2 separate regions of the Homo sapiens genome follow, and region 2 is linked to region 1. Evidence: chromatin contacts called from ENCODE Hi-C or POLR2A ChIA-PET data. All regions are on one chromosome and are shown on one strand. Each heading gives the region's core, a stretch centred on a gene start or an enhancer-like site at or near the end of the contact. The rest is flanking DNA. Distances are from core to core; before and after follow the strand shown.

The links. A loop is a pair of places that touch in the nucleus more often than their neighbours do. ChIA-PET counts read pairs that join two places held with the same protein, here RNA polymerase II (POLR2A). Pooled maps may share reads with other maps.
Region 2: a loop to region 1 is called in a pooled map, with 2.1 times the contacts of the local background. The contact joins two enhancer-like sites. A Hi-C loop is called at or near these places in 2 of 50 pooled maps. POLR2A ChIA-PET finds 5 or more read pairs at or near these places in 4 of 52 experiments (GM10248, activated CD8-positive, alpha-beta memory T cell, activated T-cell and 1 more).

The regions. Positions count from the first base shown.
Region 1 is chr1:30,745,951-30,752,225 of GRCh38, reverse strand. The region is part of intron 1 of LAPTM5 (lysosomal protein transmembrane 5); the gene reads left to right. LOC105378620 (a long non-coding RNA gene) reads left to right here. Exons shown (of 2, transcript XR_007065566.1): 1 at 1-1,882; 2 at 2,294-6,275. Among named protein-coding and RNA genes, the nearest start is that of LAPTM5, 8.7 kb to the left of the region's middle. RefSeq lists enhancers at 909-1,068, 2,129-2,178, 2,279-2,358, 3,287-3,466, 3,787-4,096 and 4 more. Within about 2 kb of position 3,421, at least 10 of the 41 ENCODE cell types and tissues checked have a DNase peak (open chromatin) inside an H3K27ac peak, as active enhancers do.
Region 2 is chr1:30,973,610-30,979,884 of GRCh38, reverse strand. PUM1 (pumilio RNA binding family member 1) reads left to right here. Exons shown (of 22, transcript NM_001020658.2): 10 at 5,083-5,234. Among named protein-coding and RNA genes, the nearest start is that of SNORD103C, 8.5 kb to the right of the region's middle. Within about 2 kb of position 3,669, at least 2 of the 41 ENCODE cell types and tissues checked have a DNase peak (open chromatin) inside an H3K27ac peak, as active enhancers do.

The DNA.
Region 1 (6,275 bases), core at 2,172-4,671:
TGCTTCAGGTCCCCCTGCTGGCACACAGGTGTGTGGAATGATCCAGAAAGTGGGCAAATGAGTTCCTTCCCTGCCCCATGGCTGGGGTGGTGTGTCTGTCTGGGAGGCCCTGCCCTCATCCAGCCTCCCACCATTCATTTCTTCTTTATGGTCCAGTTTACGGGAAGCTTCCTCCTCCAGGAAGCTCTCCTGATTTGTCCTCCTTAGAACTCCTGGGGCTCTTTTCTCTGCTCCACTTTGGGGGCAGTGATTTGTGATTGAAAGGAACACAGGCCCATCTCCATTACTTACCAGCAGTGTGACTTGAGCAGGCGGGCACCTTTGTTATCTGAGCCTTGCCTTCCTCATCTGTAAATGGGGCCAGTGGTCCCTGCCTCAAAAGTGATCATTTGGAGGAGACCCTAGCGAAGCCGGGTGGAGGGCTAGCAGGTGAGTGCCTGAAGTGGGCTGTGGAAGAAGAACACAAGGCCCCCCGCCCCTTTTTTTTGAGACTGAGTCTTGCTCTATCACCCAGGCTGGAGTGCAGTGGCGTGATCCTGGCTCACTGCAACCTCTGCCTCCCGGGTTCAAGTGATTCTTGTGCCTCAGCCTCCCAAGTAGCTGGAATCACAGGTGTGTGCCATCATGCCCGGCTAAGTTTTGTATCGTTAGGAGAGATGGGGTTTCACCATGTTGGCCAGGCTGGTCTTGAACTCCTGACCTCAAGTGATCCACCAGCCTCAGCCTCCCAAAGTGCTGGGATTATAGGCGTGGGCCATAGTGCCTGGCCCCACTCCTCTGTTGAAAGTTCATCTGTTTGGGGTTGAAAAATGGGTCCAAACTGCCAGGTGGGGAAAACCCTGGGTGAGAATCTGTTAGAACTTGCCACCTTTATGTCCAGTGCCCCTGGGCTGGACAGAGAGGCCACGTTCTCTGCCACTGCAGCTCTGTGCGCTTCACGGAGGGGTGAGGAGGCCGGTGGGGGCAGGGTGGGAGTTGTAGCCCCTCCTCAGTGTCAGAACTGAGTTGTTCTCCTCACCTCAGGGGTGTGAACCCCAGCTTCTAAAAGCAGGAGGCCCCCATGGCCCATCCCACCCAGAGAGTGGCTGAAGGGCCTAGCCTGGCCTGGCCGAGACTTCTCTGTTGCCAACCTGGCCCCGAGGCCTCCAGGAAGTGAGGCTTTTATTTTGAGCCTAGAGCATCAGCCTGGAACCAGGACTTCGCTCTGAGCTCACTGTGAGGCGAGCGTTGGTTTCCCAGGGGACCCCACCCTGCCAAGGGAAGTGGCACAAAGCACCCCCTAATGAGGCAGGAAGCAAAGCCATGAGCTGCACTGCCTCAGCCCTGCACAGGGGCTGCTTGGGACAAGGCACCCGTCCCCCAGCCTCAATTTCCTCCCTGGTCAAGTGGGATTCAGTAACTACCATTTGTGGCACCGGAAAAATGGCAGCTGCCACGGGGGCCTCCATTTTACAGATGAGGAAACAGGCTCAGGAGGGCAAGTGACTCTGCAGCCTGTGTTAGATAAAGAACCCGAGCCCAGGTGTCTGCTCCAGGTGGAGGCAGGGAAGGCAGCCTTCCTGGCAGCCATGGGATGGGGGAGGGGGTCAGCTCTGCCATCCCCAGAGCCTTGTTCTGAGAAGCACAGAGCCCATGTGTAAAGAGCTGATTTCAATTTTACCTGCAAAATCAGAAAAATATGGGACTCATGTTAGAACCTGTCTCTCAAGACTGGCGCGAGGTTGACACGAGAGAGTGTATGGTCAGTCGGCCCTCCCTATCCGCAGGTTCCACATCGTGGATTGCAGATTGAAAATACTCAGATGCAGAGCCCGTGATACAGAGGGCCGACTGTATAAGTTCAGAAGAGGACCTGGCGTCTAATAAATGCACAACAATAATAGTATCAATACTTATTATCACTATTGTGGGTCTTTGCTCTGAAGATAAAGGGAGAAGTGATGGTTTTAGGGAATCGTTTGGGGAGTGGAGGGTGCTTCCCCAGATATCTAGGAAGTGGAGAATGACAGGGCCTTGTGTCATACCTGGAGGCCAACTCTGAGCCCCCCACTGGCTGCTCCTAAAGGGAGATTTGATAAGCTACCACCAGCCAGAATATCTCTGCTGCTGGGATTCACTGGTACTGTTTGCCTTTGGGGCAAAGTTAGCTGCTAGCGCCCAGTCACAGCACTTCCTGTGCTGCAGGTGACAACCTCCTCCAGCGCCATCTGAGCCGTCCGAGTCTAGGTTCTCTAGGTTTTGCATGAGCCGTCACATCTCCTGCATGCTCTTTCCCCTTTCTCTCTAACCCCAGAGGCCCCACCCCTGCCAAACCGGTGGATCCGTGTGTTCCCCCAGCCAACTGCTGCCATTTACTGAGGCCTGCTGCGTATTCAGCACATGGATGACGCCAAATCACAGTTTACTAAGAGGAACGTCTTGCCGTTTCCTGAATGCGTCTCATGCACACTGGCCTCTGCTCATGCCCTTTCCTCTGCCTGGAACACTTTTTCCATTGCTCTTTCGGGGAATCTTCTTCAAGATCCACCTCCTCTGAGAAGCCCGCCCTGACCCCTACGGTTGGACCCTGAGCTCTGGGTGTTGACCCAGAGCCCTGTGTGCTGGGTCCCTGGGAGTCGTGCCCTCTGGCCTGGATGCTCGTTTGGGTCTTGACCCAGCCTGATTCATCTTCATGATCCCGTGGAACCTGGCACAGGAGGTGCCAGCCAATCTCTATTTGATTTTTGCAAACCTTTTCTTGATGTATAATTTACCTATAGAAAAGCACAGCTATCTTAAGTGCACACCTTGGTGGGCTTCTACAAGGTGAACACACCCATGTGACCTCCACCCAAACTAAGAAATCAGACCAGCACCCAGAGGCCCCTAGAGCCCCCGCCTCGCCACTGCCCCGCCCCCACTGACTTCTGCCTGTCTATGTAGTTCTATAATACATACATCTGTAGAATTACGTAGAAATGAAATTCTGCAGCGCGTGTTCTTTTGTGAGCACTTCTTTCTCCCAACGTTATGTTTGGGAGCTTCGTCTGTGTGGTTGCGGGTAGCTAACTCATTTTTTCCATTGCTGTGTATACTCCATTGTATGAATCTACCACAATGCATTTGCCTGTTTTCCTGCAAAATAACATTTGGATTGATTCCAGCTTGGGGCTGTTACAAATAAGGCAGCCATGGCCACCAGGCTCCGTGCTGGGTGTCCACACACAGGCACCTGTGCTGCTCAGTTGATCTTTCTGAATCACTGTCTTCAATGATTTACTTCTCACACCCACTCCAGGAGGTGGATGGATTCTTCTCTCCCTTCTACAGATGAGGAAATGTTACAGATGAAGTAACATGGCCAGGCCAGGATCCCACAGGGGATCAGCGGCTGCACTGGGGTTCTCACTGAGGTCTGTGAGCCCCAGAGCCCAGTGGAGGGAGGAGGGGATGAGGTGGAGGCGGCGGGTGAGGACGAGAACTGCGGAAGAGTGAAGAGGAGAGAGAAGCCAGGCTCTGGGGAGCTGCAGGCAGCCAGGCCGGGCTGCTGCGGAGTGCGTGGCCCCAGGAATGGGGGCGTCTGGTGGTATCTGGGCTGGCTGGAGAGGTGGTTGGGGAGATAGTGCTCTTGGGGGGCTGGCCCCCACTGAGCCCTCATAAGCTCTGACCAGAAGCACAGGGTGGGGAAGGGGAGCTTCCTCTTGATGGTGACACATCTGACTCCCTTCTCACATCCTCCTCCCAGGCAACCCAGGGAAATCAGGGTGGGCAGGTGAGGTTGAGGGGACTGAGCTTCAGGGAGGGGCCATAATAATAATGATGATGGCAGAAGTGTGAGGCTGTAGGACACAGGGTCAGGGTGGAGCAGCCCTGAGGGGGAGGGGCAAGGGAGGGCTCTGGCACTTGGGACCCATATGGCAAACTGCATTGTCTGTTGGGAAGGGTTGAAGACAAGCCCGGGCCTGTCTTCTTGTGCAGCCTCTGTCCTGGGCTCGCACATTTGGTAGGAGGAGCCAATGAAGTAAACGGATAGGAAAGTGTCCACACTCTGGCTGGCACGGGTGTGTGCTCACTGACGGCTGGGTCCTTTCTCTATAACCTTTACCTCCCTGAAAATCTCAGATGGTGGGTCTCCGCCTGCCTGCTTCTGAGACGGTGGGTCCTGGGCCTCAGGGAGTGAGAGAGAGTGGGCCTGCTCTCCTGCAGAAGGGACTGGTCTTTGAACCCCAGAATCGGGGGTTCTTGTGTCATCACCACCATCCACATGATATTCCTTATCACCATCCTATCCTGATGTCCCCATTGCCGTCACCCCCATCACTGTCACCAACATCACCAACAGCATCTCTGATCATCACTGTCATCACCACGCCAACTCCAACAACATCCCAACAGCCACTCCCCGCCTCACATGGTCACCATGGCCAGTGCCTCCCAGGTGACACCTGGTGCACTGTTTTCACCGCATCCCCTCTGGTACCGCCATCCTTATTGCCCAGCCATGTTCAATACTGACCCCATTGTCCCCATCTTCCCTGATTTCCATCCTCCAGCCCCTGCCCCCATTCTTTTAGCTCAACCTGTTGCTTGCTCCTCAGAGCCACCAGGAAAAGAAACAAATCCCCCTGCCCCTGGCCACTTCCCCAACTGGCCAGCTTGGGGAAGCTGTGTTTGTCATTAAGAAAGAAAGGCTGCGTGCAGACGGGAATAAGAACTGAAACCAAAGATGGGCAGAAGAAGAGGTGAAAAGCGGGAAAGGAGAGTGGGGGTGGGAAGGGTGGCTGAGCATGGCTGGGACCGCAGCCTGAGCCTGGCTTGGAGGCAGGAGGACAGAGCTGATTTTGACCCTGCGACAGTTTTGGTGTGTGACCTTGGGCTGGTCGCTGTCTCTCTCTGGGCCATATTTCCCCGCTGGTAACATCCTCCTCTCAGGGAAGAGACACTCCCGTGCCTTCTGAGTTTCCCTGAAGGGACTGAAACACACCTGCACCACCAGGCCTGTGGCTTTTGCACATGATGTCTGCTCTTTTGGAATGCTTTCTTCTCTTCTGTGTTGGAAAACTCCTACTTGCCCCTCAAAGCCACGCTCATGGGTTTCCTGTTGGTGAAATTCTCCCTAAGTTTTTTAGACAGCAATGCGCTCTCCCTCATCAAGGACCCCAAGCCCCATGCGTGTCCTCTGTCATGGCTCTGAGCACACCATTCATGTATCGAGTTCCCTGGAGACTGTGACACCGGCACGCCAGGGTCAGTGGCTTTTCTAGACAGAGTTTGGAGGCGGTAGGTGCTCAGAGAGTGTTTACTGAGAGTCAGTGAATGCCCAGAGGTAGCAAAAACCACCACCCAATTGTGCTTGTTTATGGTGCACCTGCTGTGTGCCCGGCTCCGCGCACCACACGATTCCATTTGACCTCAGCAATCCTGTGAGGCAGGTCAGTGATTATCCCCATTCCTCAGATGAGGAGCCGAGGCCCAGAGAGGTTAGTGGCTGGCTCAAGGGTGCAGAGCTCGGCTGGGGCCTGGGGCCATCTGACCCCAGCACCCGAGCTCTTATCTTCATGATCTCACCAGCATAGAATGAAGGGACAGTGGGTGAAAAGATGCTGTAATTGGGGAGCAAGTGGGTGAGGGCATGCTGTCTGCCTGCGCATTGTTGGGGGAGAGAAGCCTTGTACCTGTCATGGGATGGCTCGGGTCCCAAGGTCACAGCCCAGCTGGGCTCTCAGAGCTTGGGGAGAAGGCAGCGCTGTGTCCAGGTGGAAACCGGGGACATGAGGGGAAGGCAAGGGCTTGGAGGCTTGGAAATGTTGACTGTCTGCATACTCTGTAGGTCGGCCAGGTACTTTCCAGGAACTACCAACAGCTGTTGGTTAGGGACATGGGTGGGGCAGTGAGGGCCTTCTGAGGGGCAGGGTGCTGGCCCTGGGGTGGCTGGGGGTGGAGGACTGTGGGCAGCCTGGGTGAGATGTCCTACAGTGTGTAGGAGCTCCACCCCACTGACCCTCCTGCGTTCTGTCATCCCAATGGCCCCAGGGGAAAATGAGGGTCTCTTCTCATTGACCAGAATCGAAAGCTGAGGCCAGGGAGAAGCCAGAACCTGGCCAGGGCCACACAGCAGTGAGGCAGTGGAGGAGGCCTCCTGCTCCCCAGCTCTTGTCTCCTGAGCTCTGAGTGGCTGGGGCTGGGGCTTGGTTGCCAGGGAAGGGTGGGCAGATGGCTAGAGAGATCCTGGAGCCTCAGGGGAGCAAGTTCAACCTTGTGGGGAGCCCTGACCCCAGGAGAGAGGCAACAGGGTT
Region 2 (6,275 bases), core at 2,420-4,919, 230 kb before region 1:
CTTGAAAATGTTCAAAGGCAAATTAATCACATACGCCTTGCATATGTGTTTTTGATCCATGGAGCCACCAGATACTCATTTATATTTTGGGAATTTCCCCCCTTGCCCAGATCTCCTACCACCTCTAGTCTATCATATAGTTCAGGTACTTTTACTGGTCTCTAATGTATTTATAATTTCCTTGCCTCTCTCACCTCCTCTTCCCCTCTAAATTGTTCAAGAAAATGATTTCAAACTTAGATCTTACCTCTTCATCTTTCTGCTTAAACCTTTTATTGATTTCCCTTTTTTCTACCCTAGTATGTCATACTACAGTTATTACCAAACATGGCTGATCATTACAACTTACTTGGAGTCGGGGTGGGGGTGGTGGTGTTTTGTTCCTTGGAATCAGTATTTTTAAGGAGCTTCCAGATAATTCTGTGGGTTAGCTAGGGTTGGGACCCACAGTATATAGGGCTCTATCACCATGCCTCATACATACAGGTCTCTACATATGTACCACCCAATTCCCTTCCTAGTTGACTGCCATTGGCTAACACCATACATTGTAGCAGTACAGATCTGATTTTAGTTTGCTGCAGATACTGCATTGGTTTAGGCCCCTGTCTTTGGTCACTGTGGTCTTCTGTAGTAAGCTCTTTTTCCCATTCTTTGCCTGTGAAGTGCCCTAGTTGGCTAATTACTGCACTGTTTTTATTTGCTTGTGGGATGTATACATGAGTTTTTTCCCCTCTTTTTTTTTTTCTCTTTCTTTCTCTCTCTCTCTTTTTTTTTTTTGGAGACAGGATCTCACTCTGTTGCCGAGGATGGGATGCAGTGGCGTGAATACAGTTCACTGTAACCTTGAATTCCTGGGCCCACTGGATTCTCCTGCGTCAGCCTCCTGAGTAGCTAGGGCTACTGTGCATCACCACACTTAGCTAATTGTTAAATTTTTGGAGAGATGGGGTGGTCTCGCCAGCGTTGCCTAGGCTGGTGTTGTGTCAAATTCTCGGGCTCAAGCAGTCCTCCTCCCTTGGCCTCCCAAAGTGCTGGCATTCCAGGCATGAGCCACTGTGCCCAGCCTATGAGTGTTTTTTTCTTTCCCTTGAGACTAGATTTTTAAAAGACAGGCATCTTTGTTATTTGACTGTGTGTTGCACAGTTACCGTCACCGTGATGGGACCATAAATGTATGATGGGTTGAATTCAACATTAGGACAAACAAAATGTCTTCCAGTTTAGATATTCACTGGGGGAAGATCCCTCCAAGTCAAGTTCATCATGACTAAATATTACTTCGAAATTTTACTACTTATTATGTAACATGTAATTTGCAATTATGAACTTAAATGTAGCCTAGCATTTCTTAGATTTTTTAAAAAATTGTTTACATTTTGGCATGGTTATGATGGGAAGATAGTTAACATAGGGTCATCTGGCTGTCCGTGGTCATCCCCCTTTTGGGGGAAAACAGAAAGCTCTTCGTAGGAGAATGATCTCTGCTAACCATCATTAATATTTATTGAGCACTTAACTTTTGTCAGGCATTGTCCTGAATGCTTTTCTTTCATATGATTTTTCAGATGATGATTTTAGAGATTAGAAATTTGTGGCTCAGACAGCTGCCTTATTTGTTGTTTTTTGTTTTTTTGAGACTGAGTCTTGCTCTCTCGCCCAGGCTGGAGTTCAGTGGTGCGATCTCGGCTCACTGCAGTCTCTGCCTCTTGGGTTCAAGTGATTGATTCTCCTACCTCAACCTCCTGAATAACTGGGACTACAGGCACCCACCACCACGCCTGGCTAATTTTTGTATTTTTAGTAGAGATGGGGTTTTGCCATGTTTGCCAGGCTGGTCTCAAACTCCTGACTTAAAGTGATCCACCCTCCTTGGCCTCCCAGAGTGCTGGGATTACAGTTGTGAGCCACTGCGCCCAACCTAGAGAGAACTGTCTCATTTGAAGTCACACAATTTAAATGTTGTAGAGTTGGGGTTTGAACCAGGTTTAACTCCAAAGCTCATGCGTATGCTTCACTATAGTATATAGAATGCCTGTGCTGTCTGTCTTGAATTGTCTTTTCTGTACTTTCTTTAGAAGTCTTTACTAATTTATGTTACTTGAAACAAAGAACTGGTCTTAGGGTTGACACTGCTGCTGTCACTGAGATGGTAGTTCGGTGATCAGAATCTTGTTTTTTGTATATGTCAGTTGAGCCAGGGTGAAAATGAGTTAATACTTTCACAAATAACAGGAAATGTTAACTGTTAAAACTATGAAAATGTGTATTCTTTGAGGGTGTCAGTCACACAGGAATTGAAGTGGGCATCCTGATGTGCCAAGCTCAGTTGATTTGCCCTGGGATGTTTTCCTAAATTTAACCTTAGGCCATGTGACCAGCGTATAGTAGTAGAAATGCCAGTTGAGAAAATTTAGAGAGTAATGCAGATGTTAATGGTAATAGCAGTCCTTGCCCAGTAGAGGCTCGCTTTTGTTGGCTTTTGGGAGAGCGTTGGGACTATTATTGCAGGTTGCAACCACTCATTCAAGGTAGATACGGCTGTACTCCCAACATGTATTACAGGTTGAGCATCCCTAATCTGAAAATTCAAAATCTTTTTGAGTAGTAACATGACACCATAAGTGGAAAATTCCACACTTGACCTTGATCTCATGTGATGGGTCATAGTCAAAACCACAGGCACATAACACACAGTTCATCTATTCAGCATCCCCAAAGGAAAAGTAAAATTACCCCCAGGCTATGTGTATAAGGCATATATGAAACGTAAATGAACTTTGTGTTTAGACTTGGGTCACATCCCCAAGATAACTCTTGGACACACACATAGTCTACAATCTGAAATCGGTAACACTTCTGGTCTCAAGCACTCTGGTTAAGGAACACTCTACCTGTTTACCCATTTTTACAGGTGAGGAAACTAAGGCACAGTTAGGGTCTTTTTTGTGTGTTTTTTCTCTTATTTATTTCTTTAACTGCCCAAGACCACCCTGCTTTATAAACACTAATCAAATGAGTATGAGGCTCTATCACTCTTTTTTTTTTTTTTAAACTTGAATACATGGCTTTTAGGCCGTTCAGTTTCTGACAAATTAAAAAATGTTTTAACCCCTTTTCTTCTTATAGTAAAATAGTTCATAGTGTAACAGCTTTTCTTAGCAACACCTTTATTCTGTACCCAGGTATAGTGTTTCAGTGTGCACCCTTGCTTGTAAACAGCTTCTTAATCTTTTCTAAGCCCACAGGTATAGAAAACACCAAATTAGAAATGTCAAAACATATTTATATTGGGCAGTGGTACAATTTGACTTATTTGTGTTTTGGAAGCTTAAAATGGGGGAAACAAGAATATGTGTCTATTTATTTTGGCTTAATGAATTATGTGTTTCTCCAGAATTAGCTGTAGCATCAGAGTAGCTGTAATATTTGAAACAGCTCTTCAGAACTTCAGTCAGTGTAAGGAAGGTTTGGTTACTGTTAATGAATCAAGTTGGAAATATTTAACTCTCTGCTTTAAGGAAGTTCAACTTGGAGATATGTTTCAGCAGATTTGAAGAATTGACTTTGAGCCCATTTCCTGGTTAGCAAATGTGTCTTTGGTGTTTCTTGCTACCAGCTTCGTCATAGAATTCTATAATTAGATTTCTGCCACACTTGGGTTGATATCTGCATAATTTTGTTATATCTCTGTTGTGTACTTTATGTGGCCGACTGCAGCTGTACTTTGTTGCCAAGGAAAATGAACAGATAATTTGGATTAAAGCAGAATGCTTAATTTTTTTTTTTTTTTTTGGAGACACACTCTTTGCTCTGTTGCCCAGGCTGGAGTGCAGTGGTACAATCTTGGCTCACTGTAACCTCTGCCTCCTGGGTTCAAGCAGTTCTCCTGCCTCAGCCTTCCGAGTAGCTGGGATTACAGGCATCTGCCACCACGTCCGGCTAATTTTTTATATATTTTTTTAGTAGAGATGGGGTTTCACCATGTTGGCCAGGCTGGTCTCGAACTCCTGACCTCAAAGTGATCCACCCAACTTGGCCTCCCGTAATGCTGGGGTTACAGAGAATGCTTAATTTTGTTTAAGGTTCTCAACAGGTCTGTAACAAGTCAAGGTGTTGTATTTTTTGTTTCTATTTGTGTTCAACGTTGACTTAAATTTAAAATTTCACATATCAGTGTCTGAATGTAGTTGTGTTGAATGCCTTTGTGACTTTAAAAATAGAAATAGGGGCCAGGCCTGGTGGCTCAAGCCTAAAGTCCCAGCAATATGGGAGGCCAAGGCAGATGGATCGCTTGAGCCCAGGAGTTTGACACCAGCCTGGGGCAACACAGACCTCTACCAAAAAAAAAAAAAAAAAAAAAAAAATTAGTCAGGTATAGTGGCATGCATCTGTAATCCCAGGTATTAGGGAGGCTGAGGTGGGAGGATCACTTAAGCCGGGGAGGTCAGGGTTGCAGTGAGCTGAGATTGCCTCATTGCATTCCAGCCTGGGTGACAGAGAGACCCTGTCTCAAAAAACAAAAAAACAAAAAAAACAAACAGTAACAGCAACTTTGAAGTTGCAGTGGAGGTTCAGTTGAGTGTCTAGGTTTTGTTGTCAGACTGATAGATGTTCTTTTTCTGGAGTTAATGAAACAACAGCACTCCGTTAAATCACCTTAGGTGCCATTCTTATCATTGAACATAGGATACATCCTAACCTTTTGTTCTATTCCATCACTTTAAGCACGCAAACCCTCCATTTACTCCCTTCTACCAACAGATATTGTCTCTATGCTACATCCTCCATCTGTTATTAAATTGAACCCCTTCTATCAGTGATTCCCCCTTTTAGTTTTCTAATGTTTCATTCCCCACTGCTTCTTCCTCTAGGCCTGGATTATATTAGAAGACTGGTGTAAGGATCTCATATAATGTTTACTATTCTTTAAAAAGAGTTAATGATTAGCTAGCATAAATTAATATATACTTTTAAGTTAATATTTTACAGTAGGATCTATTGAGTCAGATGTAATTTTGGAAAGGCTGAGATGAGCCTCAGTAGTTCAGACTTTCTTTACCTTTCTTTTGCTATTTTTAGGCCCAGCTGTGGTCCCTCACCAGTATTATGGAGTTACTCCCTGGGGAGTCTACCCTGCCAGTCTTTTCCAGCAGCAAGCTGCCGCTGCCGCTGCAGCAACTAATTCAGCTAATCAACAGACCACCCCACAGGCTCAGCAAGGACAGCAGCAGGTAAATGTAGACAAAATTTACCTCTTCTAAGTGGGAATCGTAGTATTGTGGATAATTAATAGGTAATATTGCGCCTAATAGAAAAACACTGTGAATGCATGAATTTCCTCTTGTGTGTATATATGTGTGTCTGAGTTCAGGCTCAGATTTAACTACTCTTACGGAATGTCTTTTATATATTAGACACTATTGTACCTAGGTGGGGTAACGATACTAACCAGTTCACCTATAGGGAAATTGCTTAGCTGCAAGTGGCAAAGTGGATCTTCAAAGTTACAGTAAAATTTTGTTCTGCCATACTGTAGTTGCTTGCTAAGCACCACTTTCAGATCATTTCAGGGTTTTGCAAGGGGCTTGACACTAAAGCAGGGGTACTAGATTTTTAGACTGCTTATTTGTAGTACCTATTGGATTGGATTGGATGTAAATCTTAAACTATCATATCTGCATTAGCTTTTTATTTGAGTTGAGAAAGGACGGTAAACTGCAAAACTACATCTTTTATTTTTTTAAACAGGTCATTTCCTCCTTGATTGCTAGAATAACACCTTTTTTTTTTTTTTGAGATGGAGTCTAGCTCTGTCGCCCAGGCTGGAATGCCGTGGTGCAATCTCAGCTCACTGCAATCTCCGCATCCCGGATTCAAGCAGTTCTCCTGCCTTAGCCTCCTGAGTAGCTGGGATTACAGGCACGCTACACCATGCCCAGCTAATTTTTGTATTTTTAGTAGAAATGGGGTTTCACCATGTTGGTCAGGCTTGTCTCAAACTCCTGACCTCGTGATCCACCCGCCTCGGCCTCCCAAAGTGCTGGGATTACAGGCGTGACCACCGTGCCTGGCCAATAACACCTCTTTATTGATAGAAACTGTGGTAAACTAGAAAACTTGAAAAAAAAAATTACCCTAAATCCTTATGTCAGAAAACCAATGCTATTATGTTTGGTATCTGTTATTTTAGCCTTATTATTTAATATTTTACAAAATTGTCATTATTGTGTCCACGTGGTTTTACATTCTGATTTCATACTTTACTGTGTTAT